Linked DNA regions of Homo sapiens: region 2 is linked to region 1. Evidence: chromatin loops called from intact Hi-C (ENCODE). Cell type or tissue: OCI-LY7. All regions are shown on one strand. Each heading gives the region's core, and the rest is flanking DNA. Links, peaks and the distances in the headings are about the cores only.

The links. Peaks named below come from ENCODE experiments on the same cell type or tissue, not always from the same donor. Only the 100,000 strongest peaks of a DNase experiment are listed, where the experiment ranks them.
Region 2: it touches region 1 in a loop (4-fold over the local background); 9 of 110 quality-filtered maps call a loop at or near these places.

The regions. Positions count from the first base shown.
Region 1 is chr2:230,597,342-230,608,366 of GRCh38, reverse strand. No RefSeq gene overlaps it. Among named protein-coding and RNA genes, the nearest start is that of LINC01907, 98 kb to the left of the region's middle. RefSeq lists a silencer at 5,578-5,657 and an enhancer at 5,798-5,927. In OCI-LY7, for the core only: no CTCF peak of the experiment used is centred there; DNase peaks (open chromatin) are centred at 5,616, 6,616, 7,246 and 7,848; H3K4me3 peaks cover 2,596 bases; H3K27ac peaks cover 3,552 bases.
Region 2 is chr2:230,469,867-230,474,866 of GRCh38, reverse strand. It overlaps SP100 (SP100 nuclear antigen), which reads right to left. Exons shown (of 29, transcript NM_001080391.2): 15 at 4,769-4,852; 16 at 1,427-1,543; 17 at 420-473. All of the region lies in intron 3 of LOC101928816 (a long non-coding RNA gene), which reads left to right. Among named protein-coding and RNA genes, the nearest start is that of SP100, 56 kb to the right of the region's middle. In OCI-LY7, for the core only: no CTCF peak of the experiment used is centred there; DNase peaks (open chromatin) are centred at 1,256, 1,956, 2,426 and 3,566; H3K4me3 peaks cover 1,257 bases; H3K27ac peaks cover 3,192 bases.

The DNA of each region.
Region 1 (11,025 bases), core at 3,245-8,244:
GAATGGGAGTTCACTCATAATTTGGCTCTCTGTTTGTCTATTATTGGTGTGTAGGAATGCTTGTGATTTTTGCACATTGATTTTGTATCCTGAGACTTTGCTGAAGTTGCTTATCAGCTTAAGGAGATTTTGGGCTGAGATGATGGGGTTTTCTAAATATACAATCATGTCATTTGCAGAGACAATTTGACTTCCTCTCTTCTTATTTGAATACCCTTTCTTTCTTTCTTTTTTTTTTTGAGACGGAGTTTCACTCTTGTTCCCCAGGCTGGAGTGCAATGGCGCGATCTCGGCTCACTGCAACCTCTGCCTCCTGGGTTCAAGTGATTCCCCTGCCTCAGCCTCCCGAGTAGCTGGGATTCCAGGCATGCACCACCATGCCTGGCTAATTTTGTATTTTTTTTAGTACAGACAGGGTTTCTCCATGTTGGTCAGGCTGGTCTCAAACTCCCGACCTCAGGTGATCCGCCTGCCTCGGCCTCCCAAAGTGCTGGGATTACAGGCATGAGCCACCGCGCCTGGCTGAGTACCCTTCATTTCTTTCTCTTGTCTGATTTCCCTGGCCAGAACTTCCAATACTATGTTGAATAGGAGTGGTGAGAGAGGGCATGCTTGTCTTAGACTGGTTTTCAAAGGCAATGCTTCCAGCTTTTGCCCATTCAGTATGATATTGGCTGTGGGTTTGTCATAAATATTGTTTATGACACTCTTATTGTTTTGAGATACGTCCCATTGATATCTATTTTATTGAGAGTTTTTAGCATGAAGTGGTGTTAAATTTTATTGAAGGGCTTTTCTGCATCTATTGAGATAGTCATGTGGTTTTTGTCATTGGTTCTGTTTATGTGATGGATTACGTTTATTGATTTGTGTATATTGAACCAGACTTGCATCCCAGGGATGAAGCCAACTTGACTGTGGTGGATAAACTTTTTGATGTGCTGCTGGATTCGGTGTGCCAGTATTTTATTGAGGATTTTTGCATCGATGTTCACCAGGGATATTGGCCTGAAATTTCCTTTTTTGTTGTTGTTGTTGTTGTGTCGCTGCCAGGTTTTGGTATCAGGATGATGCTGCCCTCATAAAATGAGTTGGGGAGGAGTCCCTCTTTTTCTATTGTTTGGAATAGCTTCAGAAATAGTGGTACCAGCTCCTCTTTGTATCTCTGGTAGAATTTGACTGTGAATCCATCTGGTCCTGGGCTTTTTTTGGTTGGTAGCCTATTAATTACTGCCTCAATTTCAGAACCTGTTATTGGTCTATTCAGGGATTCGACTTCTTCCTGGTTTAGTCCTGGGAGAGTGTATGTGTCCAGGAATTTATCCATTTCTTCTCGATTTTCTATTATATTTGTGTAGAGATGTCTATAGTATTCTCTGATGGTAGTTTGTATTTCTGTGGGATCGGTGATGATATCCCGTTTATCGTTTTTTATTGTGTCTATTTGATTCTTCTCTGTTTTCTTCTTTATAAGTCTGGCTTGTGGTCTGTTTTGTTGATCTTTTCAAAAAACCAGCTCCTGGATTCACTGATTTTTTGAAGGATTTTTCGTGTCTGTATCTCCTTCAGTTCTGCTGTGATCTTAGTTATATCTTGTCTTCTGCTAGCTTTTGAATTTGTTTGCTCTTGCTTCTCTAGTTCTTTTAATTGTGATGTTAGGGTATCAGTTTTTGATCTTTCCTGCTTTCTCCTGTGGGCATTTAATGGTATACATTTCCCTCTAAATACTGCTTTAGCTGTGTCCCAGAGATTATGGTGCATTGTGTCTTTGTTCTCATTTATTTATTTATAAGTTCTCATTAAGAACTTATTTATTTCTGCTTTAATTTCGTTATTTACTGAGTAGTCATTCAGGAGCAGGTTGTCCAGTTTCCATGTAGTTGTGCAGTTTTCAGTGAGTTTCTTAATCCTGAGTTCTAATTTGATTCCACTGTGGTCTGAGAGACTGTTTGTTATGATTTCCGTTCTTTTGCAGTTGCTGAGGAGTGTTTTACTTCCAATTATGTGGTCAATTTTAGAATAAGTGTGATGTGGTGCTGAGAAGAATGTATATTCTGTTGATTTGGGGTGGAGAGTTCTGTAGATGTCTATTAGGTCCACTTGGTCCAGAGCTGTGTTCAAGTCCTGAATATCCTTGTTAATTTTCTGTCTTGTCAATCTGTCTAATATTGACAGTGGGGTGTTAAAATCTCCCACTGTCATTGTGTGGGAGTCTAAGTCTCTTTGTAGGTCTCTAAGAACTTGCTTTATGATTCTGGGTGCTCCTGTTTTGGGTGCATATATGTTTAGGATAGCTAGCTCTTCTTGTTGCATTGATCCCTTTACCATTATGTAGTGCCCTTCTTTGTCTTTTTTGATCTTTGTTGGTTTAAAGTTTGTTTTATCAGAGACTAGGATTGCAACCCCTGCTTTTTTTTTTGCTTTCCATTTGCTTGGTAGATATTCCTTCATCCCTTTATGTAGAGCCTATGTGTGTCTCTGCACATGAGATGGGTCTCCTGAATATAGCACACCAATGGGTCTTGACTCTCTATCCAATTTGCCAGTCTGTATCTTTTAATTGGGGCATTTAGCCCATTTACATTTAAGGTTAATATTGTTATGTGTGAATTTGATTCTTTCATTGTGATGCTAGCTGGTTATTTTGCCTGTTAGTTGATGCAGTTTCTTCATAGTGTCAATGGTCTTTACAATTTAGTATGTTTTTGCAGTAGCTGGTACCGGTTTTTTCTTTCCATATTTAGTGCTTCCTTCAGGAGCTCTTGTAAGGCTGGCCAGGTCGTGACAAAATATCTCAGCATTTGCTTGTCTGTAAAGGATTTTATTTCTCCTTCACTTATGAAGCTTAATTTGGCTGGATATGAGATTCTGGGTTGAAAATTATTTTCTTTAAGAATGTTGAATAATGCCCCCCACTCTATCCTGGCTTGTAGGGTTTCTGCAGAGAGATCCGTTGTTAGTCTGATGGGCTTCTCTTTGCGGGTAACCTGATCTTTCTCTCTGACTGCCCTTAACATTTTTTCCTTTATTTCAACGTTGGTGAATCTGACGATTATGGGTCTTGGGGTTGCTCTTCTCGAGGAGTATTTTTGTGGTATTCTCTGTATTTCCTGGATTTGAATGTTGGCCTGTCTTGCTAGGTTGGGGGAAGTTCTTCTGGATAATATCTTGAAGAGTGTTTTCCAACTTGGTTCCATTCTCCCTGTCACTTTCAGGTACACTAATCAAATGTAGATTTGGTCTTTTCACATAGTCCCATATTTCTTTTCATTCTTTTTTCTCTAATCTTGTCTTCACACTTTATTTCATTAAGTTGATCTTCAATCTCTGATATCCTCTCTTCCACTTCATCGATTTGGCTGTTGATACTTGTGTATGCTTCACAAAGTTCTCGTGCTGTGTTTTTCAGCTCCATCAGGCCATTTATGTTCTCTGGTTATTGTAGTTAGCAATTCCTCTAACCTTTTTTCAAGGTTCTTAGCTTCCTTGGATTGGGTTAGAACATGCTCCTATAGCTTGGAGGAGTTTGTTATCACTCACCTTCTGGAGCCTACTTCTGTCAATTTGTCATACTCCTTCTTTTTCCAGTTTTGTGCCCTGGCTGGTGAGGAGTTGTGATCCTTTGGAGGAGAAGAGGCATTCTGGTTTTTGGAATTTTCAGCCTTTTTGTGCTGGTTTTTCCTCATCTTTGTGGATTCATCTACCTTTTGTCTTTGATGTTGGTGACCTTCGCATGGGGTTTCTGTGTGGTTGTCCTTTGTGTTGATGTTGATGCTATTGCATTCTGTTTGTTAGTTTTCCTTCTAACAGTCAGGTCCCTCTTCTGCAGGTCTGCTGGAGTTTGCTGGAGGTCCACTCCAGACCCTGATTGTCTGGGTATCACCAGCAGAGGCTGCAGAACAGCAAAGATTGCTTCCTGTTCCTTCCTCTGGAAGCTTCATCCCAGAGAGGCACCTGCCAGATGCCAGCCAGAGCTCTCCTGTATGAAGTGTCTGTCGACCCCTGCTGGGGGGTATCTCCCAGTCAGGAGGCACAGGGGTCAGGGACTCACTTGAGGAGGCTGTCTGTCCCTTAGCAGAGCTTGAGTGCTGTTCTGGGAGATCTGCTGGTCTCTTCAGAGCCAGTAGGCAGGAATGTTTAAGTCTGCTGAAGCTGCGCCCACAGCCGTCCCTTCCCCCAGGTGCTCTATCCCAGGGAGGTCAGAGTTTTATCTATAAGCCTCTGACTGGGGCTGCTGCCTTTCTTTCAGAGATGCCCTGCCCAGAGAGGAGCAATCTAGAGAGGCAGTCTGGCTACAACAGCTTTGCTGAGCTGTGGTGGGCTCCACCTATTCCGAACTTCCCAGTGGCTTTGTTTACACTGTGAGGGAAAACCCACCTACTCAAGCCTTAGTAATGGTGGACGCCCCTCCTCCCACCAAGCTCAAGTGTCCCAGGTCAACTTCAGATGGCTGTGCTGCCAGCAAGAATTTCAAGCCAGTCAATCTTAGCTTGCTGGCCTCCATGGGGGTGGGATCTGCTGAGCTAGACCACTTGGCTCCCTGGCTTCAGCCCCCTTTCCAGAGGAGTGAATGGTTCTGTCTCACTGGCATTCCAGGCGCCACTGGGTTATGGAAAGACAAACTCCTGCAGCTAGCTCGGTGTCTGCCCAAATGGCTGCTCAGTTTTGTGCTTGAAACCCAGGGCCCTTGTGGTGTAGGCACCTGAGGGAATCTCCTGGTCTGCAGGTTGCAAAGACCATGGGAAAAGTGTAGTATCTGGGCTGGAGTGCACTGTTTCTCATGGCACAGTCCCTCATGTCTTCCCTTGGCTAGGGGAGGGAGTTTCCTGACCTCTTGGGTGTTGAAGTGACACCCCACCCTGCTTTGGCTCACCCTCTGTGGGCTGCACCCACTGTCTAACCAGTCCCAATGAGATGAGCCAGGTACCTCAGTTGGAAATGCAGAAATTACCTGCCTTCCATGTTGATCTTGCTGGGAGCTGCAGACTGGAACTGTTCCTATTTGGCCATTTTGCCAGCCACCCCCACCTAATCCCTATTTTTAATTTTTTGAGGAAACTTCACACTGTTTTACGGAATGGCAGCACCAATTTACATTCCTACCAACAACATATATGTGTTTTCTCTACATCCTTGCCAAGACCTGTTACCTTTTCACCTTTTGATGCTAGCCATCTAACAGGTGTGAGATGGTATCTCACTGTGGTTTTGATTTTCATTTCCCCGAAACTCCCTGGGAGGGGATTGGGGATCTGTCTTTAGGCAGACAGGGGGAGTTCAGGGAAAACGTCTCTCTGCCTTTGGTCTTTCTCAAGTGTCTTCAGCTCAAAGTGATCGGCACACCAAAGCAGCATATTTTGGGGTGGCATTTCCTGAGCTCTTTCAACGGGCTCAGGGCAGTGGCTTTTCCCTAACTGGGTTAAAAGCGTGTTAATGCTTCAGTACTGTGTAGGGCTTTAGTGTAGCACCCTAGCTGGACATCAGCCCCACCAGGTATGGGTGGGGTTCTGGGAAAGGGCCTGGGCTCTCAGGTGGCTGCACTTGTGATAGCAGCTGACTTCCTGTAAGTGCACTGGTGCAGGAAGTGAGCCCTGCTTCCTGTCTGTGTTGCTGGGGGTGGGTGGGGGTGTGGGGGCGGGGAACAGAGGGGAAGCCAGGCCCTTGAACTTGAACTTTTGTCATGCAGGCACTGCAGCTGGGGGTTGGTGGCCTCCTGGAGGGTGCCTGAAAGGGACTCTGGCAGTGCAGCTCCTTCCTCGGGGCAAGAACCCTGAGCTGGGGCAGTGATTTCCCTCCCCTTGATTTCCTCACTTTTGTTTTGTTTTCTCTTTTTTTTTTGAGACGGAGTTTTGCTCTTGTCACCCAGGCTGGAGTGCAGTGGCATGATCTTGGCTCACTGCAACCTCCGCCTCCCGGGTTCAAGTGATTTTCCTGCTTCAGTTGCCCAAGTAGCTGGGATAACAGGTGTGCACCACCACGCCTGGCTAGTTTTTGTATTTTTAGTAGAGATGGGGTTTCACCATGTTGGTCAGGCTGGTCTTGAACTCCTGACCTCAAGTGATCCACTAGCCTTGGCCTCCCAAAGTGCTGGGGTTACAGGTGTGAGCCACTGTGCCTGGCCTCATATTCTCTTAAACCATTAAATTGGACGGGTGCGGTGGCTCACGCCTGTAATCCCAGCACTTTGGGAGGCCGAGTCAGGTGGATCACTTGAGGTCAGGAGTTTGAGACCAGCCTGGCCAACATGGTGAAACCTCCATCTCTCCTAAAATACAAAAATTAGCCGGACATGGTGGCGGGGCCTGTAATCCCAGCTACTGGGAAGGCGGAGGCAGGAGAATCGCTTGAACCCGGGAGGTGGAGGTTGCAGTGAGCCAAGATCATGTCACTGCACTCCAGCCTGGGACACAGAGTGAGACTCGGTCTCAAAAAACAAAAAACAAAAACCCCCAAACCCCCCAAACTATTAAGTTTTGCAGCCAAACCTCATTCGTCCTGGGTGTGGCTGAATCCAGGGAGGAGGGGAAAGCTCCATTATGCGGGCTTCAGGCCCACACCTGTGCCACTGTTTTGCCGTCACCTGAAACCAGCAGAAAAAGCAGCTCAACTGTGGCTCTGAGAAACTTCTGATATTGGTCATGACATTCATTCTCTACAAAATCCCACTCTCAACTAAGCTGAGCCTCCCTGCCCCCGCCAATTTATTTTTCTGTCCCCAGTTATGCTCAGCGCTATTGTCTGTCCCCACGCTCCAGAGAGCAGCATGTGATAGCTTAGTTGGACTAATTAACACGAAGCTCCACATTCAAATAACATGAGTCCTCTCCCATTATCATTATTATTATTATTTATTGTAGCAAAGTATACATAATAGTTATCATTTCATTGTTAATATATATGACTATTTAGCATTATCAATTTCTCATTTAGTCATTTGTAAGTGTGCAATTCAGTGGTATTAAATACATTCACAATACATTCGTGTAAACGTCACCACTATTTCCAAAACTTTTTTGTCATTCCCAATGTAAACTCTCTACCCGTTATACAAATAACACCACATTCCTTCCCCCTCCTCCCATCCCCTGGTGACCTCGATTCTATTCTCTGTTTCTATGAATTTGCTTATTCTAGGTACCTCAGATCAGTGGAATCACACATTTGTCCTTCCATGTCTGGCTACTTTCACTTAGCCCAGTGTTTTCAAGGTCCATCTACACTGCAGCACATATCAATATTTTATTCCCTTTTCATGGCTGAATACCATGCCATTGTGCATGGCCACTGAATGCTCTTGTAAACATGGGTATGCAAATATCCAAGGTAATGCTTTCACTTTTTACGGCTATACCGTATAACTAGAAGTGTTGGGATTTATAGGGTTAAGCCACTGTGCCTGTCCTTAATTTACTTTGGATATATACCCGGTAGTGGGAATTGATGGATCCTATGGTAGTTTTTTTTTTTTTTTTTTTTTTTGAGACTGAGTCTTGCTCTGTCACCCAGGCTGGAGTGCAGTGGTGCGATCTCGGCTCTCTGCAACCTCTGCCTTCCGAGTTCAAATGGTTCTCCTACCTCAGCCTCCCGAGTAGGTGGGACTACAGGTGCATGCCACCACGCCTGGCTAATTTTTATATTTTCAGTACAGATGGGCATTTCACCGTGTTGGTCAGGCTGGTCTGAAACTCCTGCCTTGGCCTCCCAAAGTGCTGAGATTACAGACCTGAGCCACCGTGCCCCGCCCGTATTTTTTATTTTTTGAAGAACCTTCACGCTGTTTTTCAGAATGGCTGCAGGAATTTACATTCCCACCAACAACATTTAAGTGTTTTCTTTTCTTTACATCCTTGCCAACACTTGTTATCTTTTGACCTTTTGGTGATAGCCATCTAACAGGTGTGAGATGATATCTCATTGTGGTTTTGACTAGCATTTCCCCGATGTTTAGTAATGTTGAGCACCTTTTCATAAACCCCTTAACCATTTGTATATCTTTTTTGGAAAAATGTCTATTCAGGTCCTTTGCCCATTTTTCAATTGGGTTATGTGTTTTTTTTTTTTTTTTGCTATTGAGTTGCATGAATTCTTTATATATTTTAGATATTTAATCCTTATCATACACCATAAATACCCCTACTCTGTACTCACAAAAATTAAATTAAGTATATTTAAAAAAGATATTAAAACTAAAGAAAAAACACTTATCAGATATATGGCTTGCAAATATTTTCTCCATTCTGTAGGTTGCTTTTTCATTTTGTTGATTATTTCCTTGGCCGCTCTGAAGTGTTTTAGTTTGTGGAAAATCCCCTTGTCTATTTTTGCTTTTGCTGCCTGCGCTTTTGGTGTCATATCAAAAAAACTTTGCCAAGACCAATGACATGGAGCTTTTCTCTTCTTTTCTTCTAGAATTTTACAGTTTTGGATCTTACCTTTAACTCTTTAATCTATTTTGAGTTAATTTCTGTGTATTGTGTAAGATAAAGATCCAATTTCATTCTTGTTGCATATGGATATTTCATTTTTCCAACATGATTTATTGAAGATACCATCATTTTCTCGTTGTGTATTCTTGGTGCCTTTGCTGAAGGCTAGTTGACCATGTATATATGGGTGTATTTCTGAACTTTCTATTGGGTTCCATTGGTCTATGGGCCTGTTTTATTTATTTATTTATTTATTTTTTTGAGACGGAATCTCACTCTGTTGTCTAGGCTGGAGGGCAATGGAGTAATCTTGACTCACTGCAACCTCCGCCTCCCAGGTTCAAGCGATTCTCGTGCCTCAGCCTTCCAAGTAGCTAGGATTACAGGTGCCCACCACCATGCTCGGCTAATTTTTGTATTTTTAGTAGAGATGTGGTTTCATCATGTTGGCCAGGCTGGTCTCGAAATTCAGACCTCAGGTGATCCACCTGCCTCAGCCTTCCAAAGTGCTGGGATTACAGGCATGAGCCACCATGCCCGGCCTATGTGTCTGTTTTTTATACAAGTACTATACTGTTTTAATTACAATATCTTTGTAATATACTTTGAAATCAGGAAGTGTGATGCCTCCATCTTCATTCTTCTTTCTCAAGATTGCCTAAGCTATTTGGGGTCTTTTTTGGCTCCACACAAATTTTAGGATTTTAAAAAAATTTCTGTGAAATACATCATTGAAATTTTCATAGGGATTGCCTGAATCTGCAGATCACTTTGTATAGCATGAGCATTTTAATGGTATTAATTATTCTGTTTGTGTCTTCTACAATTTCTTTCATCTGTGTTTTATAGTTCTTATTGTACAAATCTTTTACCTCCTTCGTTAAACTTATTCTTAAGTATTTTATTCTTTTTGATGCCAGTGTAAATGGGAATGTTTTCTTAATTTCATTTTCAAGCTGTTTGTTGTTAGTATATATTATAGAAATGCAACTAATTTTTTATTTTTATTTTTTCTTTTTCAAACTTTATTTTAGATTTGGTGGTGGGGGGTAGATGTGCAAGTTTGTTACAAAGGTCTATTGTGTGATGCTGAGGTTTGCAGTACGATTGTATCTGTCATCTAGGTAGTGAGCTTAGTACCCAATAGGTGGTTTTTTAACCCTGGCCCTCCTCCCTCCCCTCTCTTTAGTCCCGAGTGTCTACTGTTCCCATCTTTATGTCCAAGTGTGTCCAATGTTCAGCTCCCACTTATAAGTGAGAACATGTAGCATTTGGTTTTCTGTTTCTGCATTAGTTTGCTTAGGATAATGATCTCCAGCTGACCATGTGGAGAATCATTTCTTATTGCTGTGTAGTATTCCATGGTGTATGTGTACTACAGTTTCTTTATCCAGTCCACCACTGATGGGCACCTGGGTTGATTCCATGGCTTTGCTATTGTAAATAGTGCTGCAGTGAACATATGGGTGCATGTGTCTTTTTGGTAGAATGATTTATTTTCCTCTGGGTGTATACCCAGTAATGGGATTGCTGGGTTGAATGATAATTCTGTTTTTAGTGTTTTGAGAAGTCTCCAAACCACTTTCCAGAGTGGCTGAAGTAATTTACACTCCCAAGAACAATGTGTAAGCCTTCTCTTTTCTCTGCAGCCCTGGCCAACATCTCTTATTTTTCTTTTTTGAATAATAGCCATTCTGACTGGTGTGAGATGGTATCTCATTGTGGTTTTAATTTGCATTTCTCTGATGATTAGTGATGATGAACATTTTTTCATGTGTTTGTTGGCTACTTGTATGTCTTTTTTTGAGAAGTGTCTGTTCATGTCCTTTGCCCACTCTTTAATAGGATTATGATTATGTAAAAAAATATTTATTTGAGACAGTGTCTTGCTCTTCACCCAGGCTGCCGTGCAGTGGCACAATCTCAGCTCACTGCAGCCTCGACTTCCCAGGCTCCAGCCATCCTCCTGCTTCAGCCTCCTGAGTAGCTGGGACCACAGGCGCATAATGTCATCTTTGTCATTTCTGATTGTGCTCATTTGAATCTTCTGTTTTTCTTTGTTAATCTAGCTAGCAGTCTATCTATCTTGTGTATCCTTTCAAAGAACCAATTTTTTGTTTTATCAGTCCTTTGTATACATTTTTGGATCTCAATTTTGTTTGATTTTGCCCTGATTTTAGTTATTTCTTTTCTTCGCCAGTTTTGGCGTTTTGTTCTTGTTCTTCTAGTTCCTCTAGGTGCAATGTGAAATTGTTAATGTGAGCTCTTTTTAAATTCTTAATGTAGGTGTTTAGCATAATAAACTTTCTTCTTAATGCTGCTTTTGCTATATTCCAAAGATTTTGGTATGTTGTGTCTCTGTTTTCATTAATTTCAAATACTTTTTTGATTTCTGCCTTAGTTTTGTTGTTTACTCAAAAGTCATTCAAAAGCAAGTTGTTTAATTGCCATGTAATTGTGTAGTTTTGAGATATCTTCTTGGTATTGATTTATATTTTTATTTCACTGTGATCTGAGAGTCTACTTGGTATGGTTTTGATTTTTTTGAATTTATTGAGACTGACTTTATGGCCAAACGTGGTTAATCTTTTTTTGTTTT
Region 2 (5,000 bases), core at 1-5,000, 130 kb after region 1:
ATGAAATCACACCCTTCGCAGCAACATGGATGGAGCGGAGGCCATTATCCTAAGCAACTTAATGCAAGAACAGAAAACCAAATACTGCATGTTCTTACTTACAAGTGGAAGCTAAACATCGAATACACATAAATGTGAAGATGAGAACAAGAGACACTGGGGACCACTAGATGGGGCAGGGGGAGAGGGTGGCATGGGCTGAAGAACCATCTGTTGGGTACTATGCTTACTGCCTGGGTGATGGGATTTTTGGGACACCAAGCCTCAGCATCACACAATTTACCCATGTAACAAACCTGCAAATGCACCCTTTAATCTATAATAAAAGTTGAAAAAAGAAAATGATGATAATAAACCTTAGCATTAAAAAATAGTTCATTTGTAACATAAAAATTAAGTAAATTCTTATTTGTTCTTACTTCTTTTCCCACTGTGTTTTTCCAAAGTAGAATTGTTTTCAACATCCATGGTATCTAGAAAGTGACAGGTAGTGGTCAGAGAACTGTAATTTATAAGTAAAATTTATAAATCTTATGACAATTCACACTGCATGGAAGGCTTGCGTTTATAACAATATTCTGAGTATAATTTATCTGTCTTCCTTCCAAAGGAAACAGACACTGAATTGATGTCTAAGGTCTTCGTCTAGTTCTCTGAGACTTTGAAACAGCTCTTCATTACTTTTATGCACCAATTTCCTCATTTATGAAACAGGGACAGCAACGGTTATCCTGTTCAGCTTTAAAATTTTTATGAATATTAAATATCTTACTTGCAAGAGTTAATAGGAAATCACTATATAAATCAATAACAGTCCAGAGGATATCTTTCAAAACAATGTATTTTTAGCATAAGAGTAGGTATCTGATTTTTCTTTCCTGACAGGTAGCAGGACTATTTGTCTTTTTAGGCCTTTCCAAAGTTGTGACAAAATGACACTATTACCTGTGAGTGGAAGAACATGTTTTCTTTTTTTTTTTTTCAAGAACAAGGATGGAACTCGCTTTATAAATTCAACACTTTACTATTGATATGCTAATATAGTGAGATACTACTATGTTTACCAGTGTATTTTTTTACCACCTAACCAAGAGAGCCCATTCTGTTAAATATGGCTTTATAATGATCTCTTGCCTCCCTGCAGTTCCCAAAAGGGTCGGGTTAAGCAAATGTAGAGAACAGGATTCTGGCGGCACCAAACCTGTTCTTTGTCACAGTCTGCTCACAGTCAAGTGCAGCAGGAAACCGGGACTATGATTTCAGACTTTTGAAATTCTGAAGCTTGGGGCCTGTGGGCCCACTTCCTGTTGGTGATCCAGAGGCTGTTTCATGCTTTGCTTCAACTCTGATCACTTCCCACATCCCTACCCAGTGTCTGTGATATCCACTGAGCCACTTCCATCCCAAGACCCTAGGGTAGCCTTACCCATCATGTCAGATGCTTGACTACTTTCAGTCCTTGCTTCTTGGCTTCTTGGCACACCTTTTGGAAAACACATGACACAGGAGCACTTCTTATTTTCAGGTTCTTGTGGCTGTGATCCTAAATTGTGATTTGTAAACATTTTTATTTGTGCCCACTCCCCTTCAAAGATTCTCCTTCCCCCCAACATTAGTGACTGCCCACTCCCCACAGCTAAATTAAGGGATGGGCTCTACATCTGAAATCTCTTTTTCTTTTGTGGTTCCTCACTGTATTTTTCCCTTCTGTTCATAAATAACCCTGAGAATTTCATCTTGAAATAAAGGGTCAATTAATAGTTTGTTTCAGTGATGAAGAACACTGGAGGAGCAAAGGCTGGTTTTAGGGAAAAAGATGATGTGCTCAGTTTTGGAGGTGTTAAGTTTGAAGGTCTTGAGTAACATCCAAGTGGTGAAGTCTAAGGCCTTCAGAATCTCCAACAGGAGCCTTCTGACACTTGGATGAATGAGTTTAGAAGACAGGGCTGGCTGGAGATACACATGTAGGAATCATGAGGTTGTGGGTGGTGACTGAAATCACAGGAGTGGATGAAATGCCTGGGTGAGGCCTTTTTTAATCTGGGTGAGTCAGAGGGGCCAGGGGACACCTTATTCTGAAAACTTACTGCTATTGTGAATCATGCCTTGTGCTAAAGTTGCTTTTATCTCATGGTCATTTCAGATCCTACAATTTCTCCATCATTCTCTTCTCTCCCATTTACACTTCCCCCTTCTTGCCTCCATTTTTCTCTCATCTTTTAATTCTTTCTCTACATACTTCTTGTTGTACCTAATTTTTTACACCACTCATCACCCTTTGAATGTATCTCATTCCACCTGTTTTTCTGTTTATATCTTTAGATCTAGTTTTATTATTGAGGTGAACTTCTTTCTACTATCACTTCCTCCTTCTATTCTCTCTTCTAGCTTGTTTCTCTGAATCTTGTCTTGACTTTTTTTTTTTTTTTTTTTTTTTTTGAGACGGAGTCTTGCTCGATCGCCCAGGCTGGAGTGCAGTGGTGCGATCTTGGTTCACTGCAAGACCTGCCTCCAAGGTTCACGCCATTCTCCTGCCTCAGCCTCCTGAGTAGCTGGAGCTACAGCTGCCTGCCACCATGCCTGGCTAATTTTTTTTGTTTTTAGTAGAGATGGGGTTTCACCGTTTTAGCCAGGATGGTCTTGATCTCCTGACCTCGTGATCCGCCCACCTCGGCCTCCCAAAGTGCTGGGATTACAGGCATGAGTCACTGCGCCTGGCCCTTATCTTGATCTTGACTCTTTTTGCAATTTCAATCTTTGTCTTTATCCACATTTTCTTCATCTATATTCATCTTTATCTCACAGGTTATTACTTTCATCACCAAATGCCTGCTGTTAGGACACTGACCACATAGCCATCTCTATTACCTTTGTCTGTTCTTTATGAGCTTTCTACCTTGCAAGGCTGTCAATCAATCAGCAACTTTATTTTCACGTTTCTGGTACAATTTCTGAGAAGTGTGTTGAAAATTATCCCTCCCTCCCCCACAAAATTCCCCTACCTGGAATATTTGAATTCCTTGTCCACTTAGAAAAACTTGAAGCTGACTCTTATATCTTTTCATTTGGTGACTCTAGCCTACCTTTCTCCATTCTTTCTCCTTACTTTATCCACTCAGTGTCTCCTCCCTCCATTCAGGAGCCCAGCTCTTCTTTTTCTTTTCGCTCCCTCAAACCTGTCGCAAGCAGCCCGAGTCTGTGCACAAGTCTTTGTGTGTGTGGTGTGTATGTGTGTGTGCATATGTTTTGGGGGAGAGGTAAGGAAAAGAAAAAAGAACTTTTCCTCCATGCAAGTAGGAAAAAAAAGATAATTAATAATGAACTGAACATCATAATCGGCTTCTCCATCACAAGCTAATGGGCTGCATCTCTTCTGACTCTCTTTGTGTATTCATTGGAGGAGCTCTAAATTCACAGGACAATGAAGACAAACAAGGAAATAATAGACTATAGACAGTGACGAGGAAACCAGGGAACCTGTCTCAATGTGGTCATGCTGAACTATTTTCAGAGCTTAAACGGACTGACAAAAAAATACACCTATATCAATGAGTACACCTCATAGCCCTACTCTATCTGGCCACACTTCGTTCTCCTTCTCACTTCTCATTTTTCTGCCCATTGCCCTGCTGCTATACATTTTTGTCTCTGTCTCTTTGATTCGGTGAGCTCATCTCCCTTTGATTTATCTTGTCTCCTGTGTTGCTTTTTCTGTTTCCATCAATGATGTTCTGTTCTCCTTTATTTCTATGTTTATCTATTTTGCTTCTGTCTTTCTAGGTATTTTGTATATTATATAGCTGGTTCCATTCCTATTATCTCTGTCTGTTTGCGATTTTTATTTTTCCCTCCCCCTAAAGATTATATGTATTAACCAATATACATATATACACACACATATGTGTGTGTTTATGTATGTATACATGTTATATGTAACAAATATATGCATGTGTACACACACACACACACACAGTGGTTGTTAAATAAGCTTTCTTGCATCAGGCACTGGTATAGTCTCCTGTGAATATTCTGAGTTCCTTGCGCATCTTCTTTGGACTTTGACTTAAATGACACAGCTCTTATCCTCCTGTCTGTTACATACAACAGTCACCCACCGTGAGACACCTGGGTTGCTAGTTTCTATTGTTTCTTTAGTTTTTTGGCCCTAATACTTCTGTACATCTATTTCCTCACCCCAAAATGGGTATAGTTAGCCTGCCTATGTCTTAAAAATTTTGTGATGACAAAATAAGATATTATTTGCCAAAAGACATTGAAATAACACAATATAATCCAATTACATGATGAAGGACATCTACCAAAAACTATACTAACGTTTGAGAGTGTTTGATCTGAAGTTTTTATTTCTGTCTATAATTACATAGTAGGAACAGTTGTCTTTTGAGGCTTTACAATTACAAATGACAATGATGTCAACCCATTTATCACTATAAAAATCTAAGATCTTAGTGTTAATAGGAATGAGAGCAGGTTTAAAAAAAAGAATACCACAAATTTGCTATTTATTTCTTCTACAACAACAAAATATAATTACATACATTTAGTCAGTGAAACTCTTTCTGTTAAACATGAGTTTATCATAATTTCCTGCCTCTTTCCATTTTCTAAAATGCAAAAAGGAGTTCCCAGATGAACTGGATACAAGGTAGTGAAGGTGCTCAGAATAAAAAGCGTCTGGAAACAGCAGCTTTTAATTCACATTCCTGACATTCTGCAGGCCAAGTCTTGGCATCCTAATCTTCTTTACCTGACCCTCTTCTTAGGGATGAGCTGCAGGTTTCCTGAAGCTCTTCTCCATTACTCAGGTCTGAAAAGTCACTACTGCTGAAACCTGCAGAAAAAAATAAAATTCCTTAACAGTCTTAGTCTGAGTCTTAGGAATCAGCAGGGAATTCTTTAAAAGCAAAACTGAACAAGAGAAGCTTGTGGAGGAGGGGGAGAAATAGTCCCACCACTAGGCCACCCTTTGGCTTTGATCA